2 separate regions of the Mus musculus genome follow, and region 2 is linked to region 1. Evidence: chromatin loops called from intact Hi-C (ENCODE). Cell type or tissue: gastrocnemius. All regions are shown on one strand. Each heading gives the region's core, and the rest is flanking DNA. Links, peaks and the distances in the headings are about the cores only. Region 1 overlaps Ptprj (protein tyrosine phosphatase, receptor type, J). Region 2 overlaps Ptprj (protein tyrosine phosphatase, receptor type, J).

Region 1 (6,710 bases), core at 1,618-5,617:
GTGTATAGGGGTGCATTTAGGGGTTCCAAAGCTTATAGCCTGAGGGAGTCTGGGATAATGGGGAACTCACACCAGAGAGGGGAAGAGGAGGACTTAAAGGGTCTCTTTTGGTGTGTGGTGTTGTCATGTGGACTGGGGAGACTTCGAAAGGTTTAGGTCCGTGTTCCCAGTGAGGTCTCTGCGGCCTGGTTGTAGAGCAGGAAGAACTCAGGGTTCCTTCTCTTATTCTCCTTCCTCATTTCTTTTCCTCCTCAGAAGATTCCTTTCCCTCCTTGAGCAGGATGGGGAGGGGCTGGGCAAAGACCAGATTTAATTGTCAGAGGAACCATTTGGAAGTGTGTCTCAGCGGCATTTAGTGCATCCACCCTGCGCCTCTGTCAGCTCTTCTCGCTTAGAATCCCATGAAGAAACCCAGTTTACGTAGACTTCATTTGTAACCAGGCCTTGTCTCTCCCCAGCCCCTGTGGCCCCCGGCCTATGTTTCACTTCTGTGGAGTCTCTGTTCTGGATATTTTATATACATGAACAGTCACGTGTCCGGCCTCTTTCCCGGAGTGCCATCTTTTTGAGATTCTTTCACGTATCAGGAGTCAGTGCCCCGTTCCTCTTTTTGATCTAGTGATTTTCCTCTTGTAGAGCTATTGGGTATGTATAGCTATTGGGTACATTTTTCCCTTTTGGCTATGTGAATCGCACTTCTGCAACGCCTTCAACAGCTCCCTGGTGCAAAGGCCGAGATGTCTGGTTCCCCTCGAGCCCTAAGCCCCAGGTCAAACTCCCTAGTCCTCTGTATCACAGCTCTGCTAGGTTACAAGGGAAAGGCTGGGGGTGGGGGGACTCAGAGAAGGGTCAGACCTCAAGCTTGTCTCTGCATACCTCATTATGCCCAGAGGGAAGTGGGGAGTGGAAAGCGCTGGTCCTGTCTCGGGTCTGCAGCATCTCTCTCTGGGCTTTCTCCTCTGGACACAGCTAGTCTCTGATCTTGGGCTGTGTAACCCGAGCAGCACAGACCTTATCTGTGGATGGAGATGCTCATTTTTGTTGCCACCACAGCCATCTGGGCATGGGCACGCTGAGGACTCCTGGACTCCCGGAAGGAATCCTGAGGAATGCTTACTGTTTTCCCTGTGCCACGGAGACTGATTCCAGGGGGAGGGAAGTCTCAGCTCCTCCTCCGGGAGCAGCAGGAGCTGTGCTCCTCACCATGTCCAGCTGTCAGCAGGGAAGTTGTCCCCAGACTCCCTTTCCTGCCGGTAACCTTGGGGTACTCTTCTTGGGCCTGGGAACCTGTCTCCTGTCATCCCGCATCAGGCTTACCGCATCCTTCTGTTTGGAAGGGTGGACTTTCTGTTGATGTCATTTTTAAAAGTATGTGTGAAGTGCCCTTCTAGCCAGGTATCTTGCAGGTGCTGTTTACAGCCATCTTTTTATCTGGTTTGTGAAAGACGCTGAGGTCCTGGCTGTGCCTTCTGTTCACCTGGGCTGATCCCAGGAGAGGAGTCCTTGGCCTTTCAGGATTGCTGCTGTGCAGATTCAGGTTAAGAGAAAGTCACCCCTCGTTGTCCTGTGAACTAGCATAAGTTGTTATCGTTAACAGGTGCAAAAGCAGATAGCTGCGTGGTCAGCAGGGTTGCTCTCTCCTGGCAAGGAGTCTGGAGGTATTGGTTGACTTAGCTCAAGGTTCAAGTTCTGCTCATCCTCTTCCTGGTGCTCTTCAACATGTTGTGAAGCTGCAGGCATCACGGGCAGACCCCATGAAATCCACCATAGCAGCATGGTATCCCCCCCCCCCCCCCCCCCCCCCCCCCGTGTACCTCATTGTACTATCTTTTGCAGACTCTTGATACCATTTTGCTAGGCCAAGTCTTAGTTCCCGTGGCTTCCAAGGAAAGGGCTGACATTATTTGGAAGTCAGGTCCAAGGACTCAAGGACGAGAGCGCAGAGGTGGAGAGGGAAGTTGGCAAGGAGGTGATAGATAACCATGTGCTTTGAAGTGGCCATTGCTTCACCATGAGCTCCAAAGAGACCCAGCCTGCCTTGTCTATCCAGTCTGCCTCAGAGCACGGGGAACCCTTACCATGTTTTTAAAAATCATCATCATCATTAATGGGAAAGGAACATGCTGATATATTTTTTATAATTAACTTTTAAGTCTTCACTAATCACTAGTAATTTTCTCCACTTAGAAGGTGGCAGAGCTGGTAGTTATACACAGGGACTCTGCAGTCTGAGTACCACGGTTCAAATCCAGGCCTGCCATTCACCTCTTTATTAATGAGTCGTTTGAAAGACTGAGTTTGTGTCTGGGAGCATTTTAAACAGAGCCTGGTAGTCAGTGCTCTGAATGAATTGACGTCAACATGCTGAGCACAGGGACTCCGAGCTGTGATTCCTTTTTAACTCCAACAGATGATACTCTGCTTTTGCAGGCAGTACTGTTTACCTGACTCTGAGGGCGTGGCTGCTGCTGTCCTCTTTCTTGGGATGACGAAAGAGGCTGCTAGCTGCGGCATTGGCGCTTTAGACGCGTGCTTGGCCTTTGCGGGTGCGTCCTACTGGGATATTTATGATAGTGCTCTCTGACTGGAGTTACTTTTAGACTTGTCTCTTTTCCTCATTTTTGGCAAACAGCTAGAGGGCAGGATGGTTTCAGGTGGTCCTTAGATGAATGGATTCCAGGAGGGGCAACGCTGTATTGATACCAAGGCGGGTACTATGGGCAGGTGCCAGAAGCCACCATCCTAAAGAGTGATGGTTTTGTAGTTGAACTGGGCAAAATACACTTGCTTCCTTGTGCTGGCATGGCCTCTTGTGTTCTCCCCCTCCCCTTGGGTCCATCCTAGACTGTGTTGTTGACATATTGCCTGGCTCAGATGAGCTAAGAAAGGTTAAGCTTGAGAGAGGAGATGGTAGAAAGTTTTGGGGGACCTTGGGGATTCCGTTCCATCTCAGCTAATTGGTTCTTTTCTGTGACACTTATTGAGCACCTACTGTATGCACAGTGTTTCTGCTCCTGTGGAGGAAACAGTGGTGAAGGAGTGAGGGTGGTTTAGTTTTCCTGGCTGGTTATAGAAGAGACTTCTGAAGGGGTGGCCTTTTTGGGCAGGCCCTAGAAAATAAGTTTTGGGGCACTGATTTTGCAAGAGGGAATATATGTTTAAATGTCCTAAGGGGAAATCAGCTTCAAGAATACGAGTGTCACCAAGACTAGAGGAGCCTGCTGGGTACTTAAGGGTGGATTTTTAATCTGAGGGCAGTAGGGAATTGTGGGGCATTTTCCCTTCTTTTGGTTATTTTCTTTTTCTCAGTCACCATACTTTGGAAATTCCAATTACCAAAAGCATGTATTTAAGAGACAATGGGATTTGCGACCTTGAATTACATTAGGCTTTGGGGAAATAATGTATGGTATGGATGATAGTGAGAACCGCCGAAGGGACTCCCTGGCTCCCAAACGAAAGACTAACATTGCCAACTAAATCTGTAAGGCCTCACATTCTGCTCCTTCCCAAAGCTATATACCAGATAATTAGAAACTGATTGCCCTCTACTGATAGACTAAAGAAGGTTACTATTGTATAGTGAGAGATTACAAACCTATTGACTGCACTTCAGCCATGGCTTTAACAGTAGGCTGGCCCTGGACATGGCTAAAGGGAAGAGCTTGTGGCCTGCATTTCCTTTTGTATTCTCTGTAAGGCAGTTCACCTCCCAGGGGCAGGAGGGAGCACTGGCTTGCGGAGCTGTGAAAAACACTGGGTTTATGTAGTCAGCAGCCCCATGGCCTCAGTGAACCCAGTTAATCTTTTGTATAGTTGACTTGCTCTTTCCCTGTATTTACAGCCCCAGGACGCCCTCTCCATGGCCGTCTGCCTCCCGTGCACTCGATACCCACCCCCAACTGCTCTGCTTCTGATTTGCATTTTCACGGTTGAATGGATCTGCTGACTTCCCTTTTCTTTTCCGTTACAGGTCCTGTGCGCAGGTGCGGGTGAGTACCTTGCTCCTTTCCATTCTTGTGTTGTTTGCTACTGCCCCCTAGTGGACACAGTTGCATTAATGGCTAACATGGGGGGAAAAAATCACAGGAAAAAAAGATAACAAGAATCCACTTATGGGGTTGGAGAGATGGCTCAGTGGTTAAGAGCACTAGCCTCTCTTCCAGGGGACCTGAGTTCGATTCCCAGCGGTGGCTCACAACTGTCTGTAACTCAAGTTCCAGAGGGTCTGGCATCCTTGCACAGACATGCAGGCAGAACATCAATGCATATAGAAACATAACAACCCCCCCAAAATACAATGAAGATAGAAACTGTAAGTGAAAGGAGCATTCAGTTAGTTGTTTAACCACAACTATAAAAATTCTTTGTTTTCTCAACTGAATGACGGTGATATAGCACTGTATTCCCAGTTCCTCGGGAGTCTACGTCAGCAGATTCTTTTGAGCTAGGGAGTTTGGGGGCTTCCTGGGGGACATAGTTAAACCACCAGCTCATAAAATCATTGGATTTCTTGTGATTTTCTTTCACCAGCCCACACCCATGTGTGAGATAAATATACTGAAACTGTAATACTGAATATTTCTATTTTATGTGATATGTATTATTTTGCAAGCACTTTCTTATGTTGCTGTTTTACTACACTTACAATATGGTGTTGTGGGATTATAGAAATTCTTGGAAAGCAGAGATAGCCTCCTATATTTTTTGATTTTGCGTGTCAGCCTGGGAGTGAGTCTATAGCTCATGGTTGCGTACTTGCCCGATACATATGAAGTTCTGGCATCCTTTGAAAGGTAAGTTATACAAAGTTCCTTTCCTCTTGGCCCTCCAGTGCTGTGTGGAGGCCTGAGTCCCAGTTGGAGCTGGGTACTTTTCCTGGTCTGTAGGAAGACAAGATAAATACAGATGCCTGCCTAATATTATGGTGACGATGGTTTATATAGCTAAATACATCCAGCTGAAAGCACTGTTCTGGGATCAAGACCTTACTGTTTCTGTAGGAGGATAATAGTAGTTACTACTTTAAAAAAAGGTATATTTTTGGGAAAAAAATGGTAGCATTTTTTGCCCCTAAAATTCAGGACTTTTTTTTTCTTTTCCAGCAAAGCCAAACCGAACCAAACCAACCAACCAAAAAACAACCCAAAGCCTAGGACTCATTGAGATAAAATGATTGGCTTGGTCTCCCCAAGGAGGGCAGAGCTTGCTGAACCCCTCTAATAAGGCAAATCTTTGTTAATAGCAGTAATTATGCAGAACTTTCACAGACAGTGGGGTGCCCACACAGGCAGGCACTGTCTCTCCCGTGAGCCAGCCTGGTAGATAAGTTGGAGAATAGCTGGAGCTCTGCAGAATTTCACTGCTCTAGTGCAGTCTAGCTCAGAGGGTGGAGTGTTATTGAATGCTCATGGCAGGGAACAAAACTCCAGAGCTACCCTAGAAGGCTTTCCCTGGGAACTAAGGACTCCAGAGCCACGGGAGGGGCTCTGCGTTAGTCTGCTGGGTGACCCTCAGGATCACGCCACATTCTGTCTCCCCACACTTCAGGAGGTTCTTTCTCTCAGCCCTGAGAGCTGTGTCATCATGGTGCTGCCTCCAGCCCCTGCCTACATACTAATCTGCTCTTCTTATATGAATGGCAGCTTTATGGGGAGAGACCCCCCACTCTCATGACCTCATTTGGACTTAACCCCTTGACACCCTATCTTGCAAGTGTGCACACATTTGGAAGTACTGGTATATGGAGTACTTTAATGTATGGGTTTGGGGGATGACATCATTTAGTCTATAACTTACAGGGAGTGGGATTTAGGTGCAGACTCCAGAATCGATGTCTGGATTAAAGCTATAGAGTTACCCCCGTGACAGGCAGTAGGGTGGGAAATTGAGAAGGTGTTTACTTTACATTCAGAAGGGTGTGTCCTGAATTGTGAACCCCAGATTCAGCTACCCACAGTGCTGACTGAGTTCCAGTTCCATTCTGTACCAAAGAGACCTATGAGACACATCCACGTATTTTCCCCAGGAGCTGGAAATGCACATTCTTCTCCACTGGAGATGGAGCACTGTCTGGAATAGACCTATTTTAGGATACACAGGACATCTCACGAGTTTAAGAATTCAGGGAGCCACTGCAAGCATCTCTCACAGTCAAGTAAAACCTAGAAATCAGCTATTGCGAACTCTGGAAACTACACACATTTGGAAACTAGCAACATGCTCTTATATAACAGGCTCACAGATCAATAATGCAAGAAAAAAAGAAAAGGAAATTAAAACATTTGAGAAAAAACATATTTCAAAACATACAGAACGTGGCAAAAAGCTGTTCCAAGAGGGAGGTTTATGTTAATAAACGACTTTGTTAGTTCCTCCTTGAAAGGTCGGGGACCCGATTCAACAGCACCCCGAAGACTCTTCGGTGGGTCAAGTGAGACTCACCCCAGGGATTTAAACATGGGTCAGCACACGCACCCGAGTGTATGTGGTATGCTGCGTTGATAGAAAGATGGACAGAATCCTTGGTACTGTGACTGTCGAAATCTAGCAGTCTGTTTCCCCATGCTGCTCAGATCCCCTCTATGAATAAAATCCAAGCAGCTCTTCTTGCTATTGGGATGCCATGGCCGTCCTCCTGCAGGCGAGGCACGTGCACACTTAGCACCTGTACCACAGCTGGGACATTGCCCTCCAGGGTGCTGCTCGTC
Region 2 (6,710 bases), core at 1,760-5,759, 68 kb before region 1:
TTTCAGCATGCTATGCCATAGATTTGGTGGCAGTGATAGAGAGTATTGACCTGGCCAATGGGAATGCTTTTTGTCTCTTATTCTTACGGGGATGTCACTCACCTGTTGCCATGGCCTGTTTCCATAGTAAGTCATTTAGAGTTCCTTGAGCTTAGGGCTATGCCTGCTTCTGTGACGCTCACATCTGGATGTTTTTTTTAAAAACCTGAACTTGGTGCTGTTGGCTGCAGAGCAAGGGCCCACGTTGCGGCTGGTCATGGTTCATTGCTGGAGGTGGGAGCAGCCGAGCAGACACTGGTTTCAAAATCATCTGAAAACCACACTGCAGGTATTTCCCACATTGCTAGCTTCTAGCCTGGTGCTTCTAGAAACAACACTGGGCTATATCTTAGCACCAGACTCTTTTTCTGCCTCTCATTGGTGCGGAGGTGTTTGAGCTCAGCAGCACGGGGACAAGTGAATCAAACAATGACAAGCCAGGGGATTTGGCTAACTCACCTTAGATGATCTGACCAGGGTTGGGTGCAGAATGATTCCCAATGGAGCAGGCTGGCTTTTTTTTTTTTTTGAATGAATGAATGAATGAACACACTATTGTTCTGTGATGGGAGGGGATGCTGGCCACAGCACAGAACTGTTAATAAATGGTTAGGCTTTGTGCCTAGTCCCTTTCTAGAAGCTTTCATGGGGGCATCACATGTAGGGATGAAGCTAAAAATGGGTCTGTCTGAAGGACAGCTGTATCAAGAATAAATCATAAAATGAAGACCACTGTTTAAATGAATGTGCACAGCACACTGCAGGCAGCCACCACTTGCAGAAGATGTGTACACTGGAGCTTTCCTGTAAGCCTGGCACTCCTGGTCTTCCATAGCAGTTTCTAGTGTTATCATTTGGTTTTGTCTTCATTTTTATAAGACTTTGGTTTTTCAGGTGAAATCTTTACATATGTTGCATTTATCAACAGTCTAGGACTCTAGTCCACAAGTGCTTCTGTGAGATGACTTGAGAACCCTGGCCACAAGAGCCAGGCTGCCTGAGTTCACATACCCGATCTTCTGGCCCTGTTGACAGTGGATGAGTGACTAACCTTTCTGTGTCTTAGTGCCTACAGTGTAAACTGGGGAGGATAGAATGTCTGCCATCAGGTTGTTGTGAGAATTAAACATGTCAGAGGAGTTCGGGGCACATGGTAAGCTTTCTATGTGTTGGTTACATAAGATGATTAAGATGCAGTGTGGGTCAGTGAGAATATCATTGGTCTGTTGAATCTGGAATCTGGCTTTGCCTGCTGTCTAAGCTGCGTGTCTGGCCAGGCCCTTTCCTCTCTTAGGTTTTGATTTCACACCTGTAAAACTAAGAAATTCGACTTAAGCAGTACTTCCTTAGACTCCGCAGTAAAGGGAAAGAGGGGAGGCAGCATCAGGAGCACATGATAGAAACTTCTAGACTCTGTGCCTGCTCTAATTACAAGGTTTATTTCATGTAATGGATTTTGGCTGGAGAGAAAAAATGATCCTGTGTGTGAGTGTGAGTGTGTGTGTGTGTGTGTGTGTGTGTGTGTGTATGTTATGAGTGCGGAAGTAGCTGAGTGAAACGACCCAAGGATCCTTTGTGCAGAAGGTACAGGTCTGCGGGTGAGTCGGGGGGAGACTGGCAGGGATGGGTTGGGTAGGCATTTTTTGGGAGAGGAATCTGAAGACTCAAGATTACATAGTATGGCTTACAGCTAAATAGAGTATGCAAGAATGTGGTGGCTGCTTTTAGCAATTTGTCCAAAAGGTTAGGAAGTGATTTTCTTATTAGGGAGATGCAAATATCTCATATTACAGGAGATATTTGGATAAGGAAACCAGAGTTTGGGGGGAGAGAGCAAGCGGTGAATCACAGAAAGAAAACCGAATGTGGAAACACGGTCTACAGGCATTCTCCTCATTTGATCTGAGCAGTGCTTGCCTGAGCCAGAACTTAGGAGGCCTTGCCAACAGCTCCTCTTGCTTCCTCCTTGCCTTTTCTTTCCTTTCCATTCTGATGATCACTAGGAATTTCCCCGATCTGATTGCCCATTCACTCACTGGCATTATCACACAGCGATGAGGAACTGACTTGCCAAGTGGAAAACCATTCACAGGCTAAATGTGTGGCTTTGAGTCAGACTGTTCCCTGGGTTTTAGAACTTTGCTCTTATTAAAGTGGAGTTTGGCTGAGTTGGCTTAGTGGGTGAAGGCTCTTGCCACCAAGCCTGACAACTTGAGTTTGATCCCTAGGACCTACGTGGTGGAAGGGGAGATCTGATCCCTCAAAGTTGGCCTCTGACTGCCACCTGCTTTGGTATTTGTACCTTTGCTGTCCATAACATAAATAAGAGCAATAAAGTGAAATTTGATGTTTCTTAAAATTAAAAAAAAATTGTTATGATGCTATACATTTTTTGGTTATAACAAGAATTTTGATTATTTGTACTCTTCTGGGTCACTTCATGTGCCCCAAAGAGGTCCCCCACCCCCATCCCTCATGTGTGTTCACGTATGTAAGTGCAGGGACATGCATACTGTGGTGCCTTTGTGCAGAACCTCAGGTGTTTATCCTTGCCTTCTCTCTTGCTTAACACAGCTAACTGTCTTGAGAGTTTGGGGGATATGTCTGCTTCTCTGTCTTTCCGAAAGGAGTGCAAGGGTTTCAGACGTGTGTGCTGTGTACCCCCCGCCCCCCTTTTAAATGTGGGATCTGGACTCAGGTTTGTGTGTCAAGCTCTTTACATCCTACATCACCTCCCTGCTAACCCTAAAGCCCTCTTTCAAAACCCAGGTCCAGCAGTTCCTCCAGCAGGCCTCCCATCCCACCCTGCCCTTGTTCACATTCCTCCCACACCTTCAATTACTCTGTGTCTAGGGTTTGATGTTTCTTTCTCCAGTGAGATTGCTTGCTCGCTGAAGATGAAGCACAGTTATATTTCTTTTCTACCTTGTTCAACTCTTTCTTTAAATAACCATCAGAGCCGTGGAGTCAATTCTCGAATCATCACAAATGGCTGATGCTAATAAGGGTAAGCATGCGGCCCTTTTACCTGGTTCTGGGACACTGTGCCTGCTGCCTGGATTGCTAGCTGGAGACGGCTGAACATTTGGTTGTATAGTGTGTGTGGATTGCAAGCTTTACGCGTGAACTGTGCTGTCATTTCCTATATCCATGTGGCATCGAAACCAGGGATACCTGCAGTTTTCCCAGGGCTGGCAGAACTGTCTCATTCAGTTGTTTTTTGAGCCCTGCTAGGAAGGTCTGACACACAGTAGGTAACAGGAGGAGTCCAAGTGTAAAGAGTCCTGTGGCACTAGAAGGTATTAGGTTTCTCCTAGGCTTGCTGCCCAGTCCCCTGGAGGTGCCTTCTGATTTCCCTTAGTGGTGCCATCTGGCTGGGCCTGAAGGTATAGTGGAAGAAGTGAGGTGCTGGGCTGTCACTGCTTGATCTTATAGATAGGGTGTAGGGTTTGAGTGAGGGGCAAACACCAAGATCTGGAAGGATCAACTCTACTAAGCTACATATGACAGGAGTTTGCAAATCTTTTGGGGTGTGGTAGATACCCTTTGAAAGATGCCAAGTGACTAGTGGACATTGGTTCTCAGTCTTGAAGGGAATGGACATGGGTTGTGAACTCTGCTTAAAGGGAACATTTGCCAGTTAGCTTCTTTGTTGTCTTGTAAAAGTGTAGCCGCAGAAGATCCATGTTTCCAATGTGATGTCTGTTGTTTCAAAAACAGATGGTCAATTCAACAATGCGTCTGCTGGCCCCTGAACAGGGGCTGGGGGCTTGTAAGGGCTACAAGTCACCTAGGAATGAACCAATGAGTAAACACACACACACACACACACACACACACACACACACACACACACACACACACACCCTCCCTCCCTCCCTCCTTCCCTCACAGGGCCAAATTAGATGGATGTTATTCCATCATCCAGATGGTCAGATGCCAGCGTCACTGTGGAGATGGACATGATGTGCAGAGCAGGCAGAGTTGGCACTGCAGGGAGGGGCAAGGATGATGAGGACCAAGTTCTTTGCCTACAAGAAAGCCTTCTAAGTTTCACATCCCTCCTCCAGGTCTCTAATGCTGCCCCCTCATTCCTGTTACAAGTTTGAATTTCCCTGCCTCACATTCTTGGGACTTCAGTGCTGCGTAGGAGGGACAGAATATAAGCAATACTTTGGGTTCACTGTGTGGCCTTTACCTCCTACTCTGGTGTTTTCTTTCTCAATCCTTCCAGATACCCCAGGCAGGCTACAGGCTGCCGTAGACCAGTGGGTGTTCCGAGTCATGCCCGTGGGCTCTCCCTTCCCCGATTTTACTCATGCTGTCCCATCTTCCTGGAATACACCCCCCTCCAGATTATGGAAATCCTCCCCGCCCAACTCTGCCTTCAAAAGGCTCAACACATAGACACACTTTCCCAGAACTGGGCTGCCCTCCTCATTCTGTAAATCTGTAATCAGTCATGACTCTCTCTCAGCCTCCATGACACTTGCCTGTGTCTCTAGCGTAGCACTTGCATCATACATCATGGCTCTTCAGAGGCCTGAGGTCTTCTAGATGATGAGGTCATTGTGGAAGGTTCACATCTGACTCATTACCATGGCCCCTCAGGGCTTGGTAACTGTCAATGAAGTTTTTTTTTTTTTAGTTAGATGCTTGATGTTGGGTAATAGAGAACTGACTCAAGAGGAAGCTGTGGAAGGTCTGCCGAGAATTGAGGGCTAGGGTGGTGGCTGGAGCAGAAGTGTGAGCAGGTAGGTAGAGCAGATCTAACTTTGCTTCAGACTATGGCAACACTGTCTGTCTCCTCCTACTGCATGGCTCACAGTGTGGCTTCGTGTCTCGTAAGGGATTGAAAGCTAAGATATTGGTTCTATACTTGACCCTGTAAGGAGCCGAATGAAGGGACAGAACCAAGGAAACCTCTAAGACTCAGCTAGGATGGCTTTCTACATGCTTGCCTTTTGCTATGGCATACTCACCATGATGGTGTCCGTATGTCCTTTAAGGTTGTAAGCATGCAGGGATGGCCTAGGCTTGTACACCCCCAAAGACAGTGAGAAGAAGCAGTGTGTCATCATAAGAAGTGTGGTTTAGGAGCCTAGAGAATTGGATTTCAGCACTAGCTCCACCTCTTTCAGCCAGGTGACTTTTAATGAGACTCTCAGCTTAGGATTTATTTCCTCAATTGGCTTAAGCGGTTGCTTGGATCCTTTGGGGCTATGACAATATATGACTAAGGGCTAGGCTGTCATTACTGTAGGCTTGTAAACTCATGTGACTCCATTCCGTAGCATACAAAGTATGCACCCACCCAGCACAGGAGTTAGCATGGGGTGGTTTAAGGGCTCCTTTGGATCAAGATTTCAGGACAATGGTTAGATGTGGGTGAACTTCAGAATCCCCTTGAAATACAGTCAGAAGGAGTTGAGATATGGTGACATTCCAGGGCAAGACTGTTCCCATGAAAGGAAAGGCTACCAAGCAACATGTGTGCATTTGGTTCTGATGCCGATTTGGCTGGCCAGAATGTCTGTATTGTTGATAATGTGGACTTGAATCCCACAAAATAGAACAAGCTTGCTTGCTTGCTTGCTTGCACTATGGTGTAGAGGCCAGAGGACAACTTACAGGAGCAAGCTTTCATACCACATGGGGTTGGGGACTCCAACTCAGGCTGTCAGGCTGGGCAGCAAGCACCTCTATTTCCTGAGCATCTCAGCAGGCCTGTGGCTTTGTTCCTGTTGATCAAGGAAGACTGTTCAGTAGATGCTAATGGTCATCTGGCCCCTAAGAGCAGTGAAAAGAATAAGGCAAAGAAAGGTATGGTTTCCTGGTTGACCAGTAGACTCAATGAGAGTCAGTATGGCTGTGAGGGGACTCAGATAGAGAGTCAGGAGTAACCGCAGAGAAGGCTAGAGCTAAGAGGAGGGAGGTACCTCAGACTTCCATGGAAAGGAAAAGAACACCTTGTAGATCCAGCACTCTCCAAAGCCAGCGTCATGTTGCCTGCTTCTGTCTTATTGACAATGACCTTGGACAAGCCAGCTTCCAACCTTTGTTTCTTCATCTCTGACCGATGCCTTAAGATTCTGTGAATGAAGTAGGATTACATATTGAAAGCACCTGGCATGTTTGTAACCTTTTCCTTACAAAACTTTTTTGGAGACAGGGTCTCACTATGTATCCTTGGCTGGCCTTGACCGTACAGAGAATAACATTTTTTATTTTACTTACTTAGTTTGTAAAGACTGTAGCTGTCTGTAGTGAATGGATATGGAGGGGGCCCTGAAGGTAGAAGAGAAGGGAATCCAGTGTTAACGGTTTTTCATTCACAGCTGCCTGGACTTGTAGATCAGACACAAAGGAAACCTTCCTTTCCTGAGTTCTATGTTGCCCCACCTTGATTGAAACACAAAGTCCTATGGTTTATCCTTCCATTTTGTGCTTTTGATAGTGGTGTGAACCCTGAGATGTGTCTGTCTCTCTTTCAGTGAGGAACAGAACTGACGTGTGGTTCTGTTTCTGACTTCACGTCTACTTACCTCACTGTCCTCTCCCAGTGCCCAGCCTGAGCCCGTGGACCTAGTGAGCCCATTATCTAATTCATGAAAAGTTAGAAATCTGGACTTTTTTTTTTTTTTTTTTTTTTTTTTTTTTGAGACCAGGAC

Evidence for each region. Hi-C counts contacts between places; a loop is a spot of excess contacts. Peaks named below come from ENCODE experiments on the same cell type or tissue, not always from the same donor. Only the 100,000 strongest peaks of a DNase experiment are listed, where the experiment ranks them.
Region 2: it touches region 1 in a loop (2.5-fold over the local background); 2 of 42 quality-filtered maps call a loop at or near these places.

Annotation. Positions count from the first base shown.
Region 1 is chr2:90,472,253-90,478,962 of GRCm38, reverse strand. Ptprj (protein tyrosine phosphatase, receptor type, J) reads left to right here. Exons shown (of 24, transcript NM_008982.6): 2 at 3,974-3,992. Among named protein-coding and RNA genes, the nearest start is that of Olfr1274, 75 kb to the right of the region's middle. In gastrocnemius, for the core only: a CTCF peak has its summit at 4,050 (motif pointing left); a DNase peak (open chromatin) is centred at 3,994; H3K4me3 peaks cover 418 bases; H3K27ac peaks cover 358 bases.
Region 2 is chr2:90,540,800-90,547,509 of GRCm38, reverse strand. The region is part of intron 1 of Ptprj (protein tyrosine phosphatase, receptor type, J); the gene reads left to right. Among named protein-coding and RNA genes, the nearest start is that of Ptprj, 36 kb to the left of the region's middle. In gastrocnemius, for the core only: a CTCF peak has its summit at 3,427; DNase peaks (open chromatin) are centred at 1,999, 3,292 and 3,973; H3K27ac peaks cover 571 bases.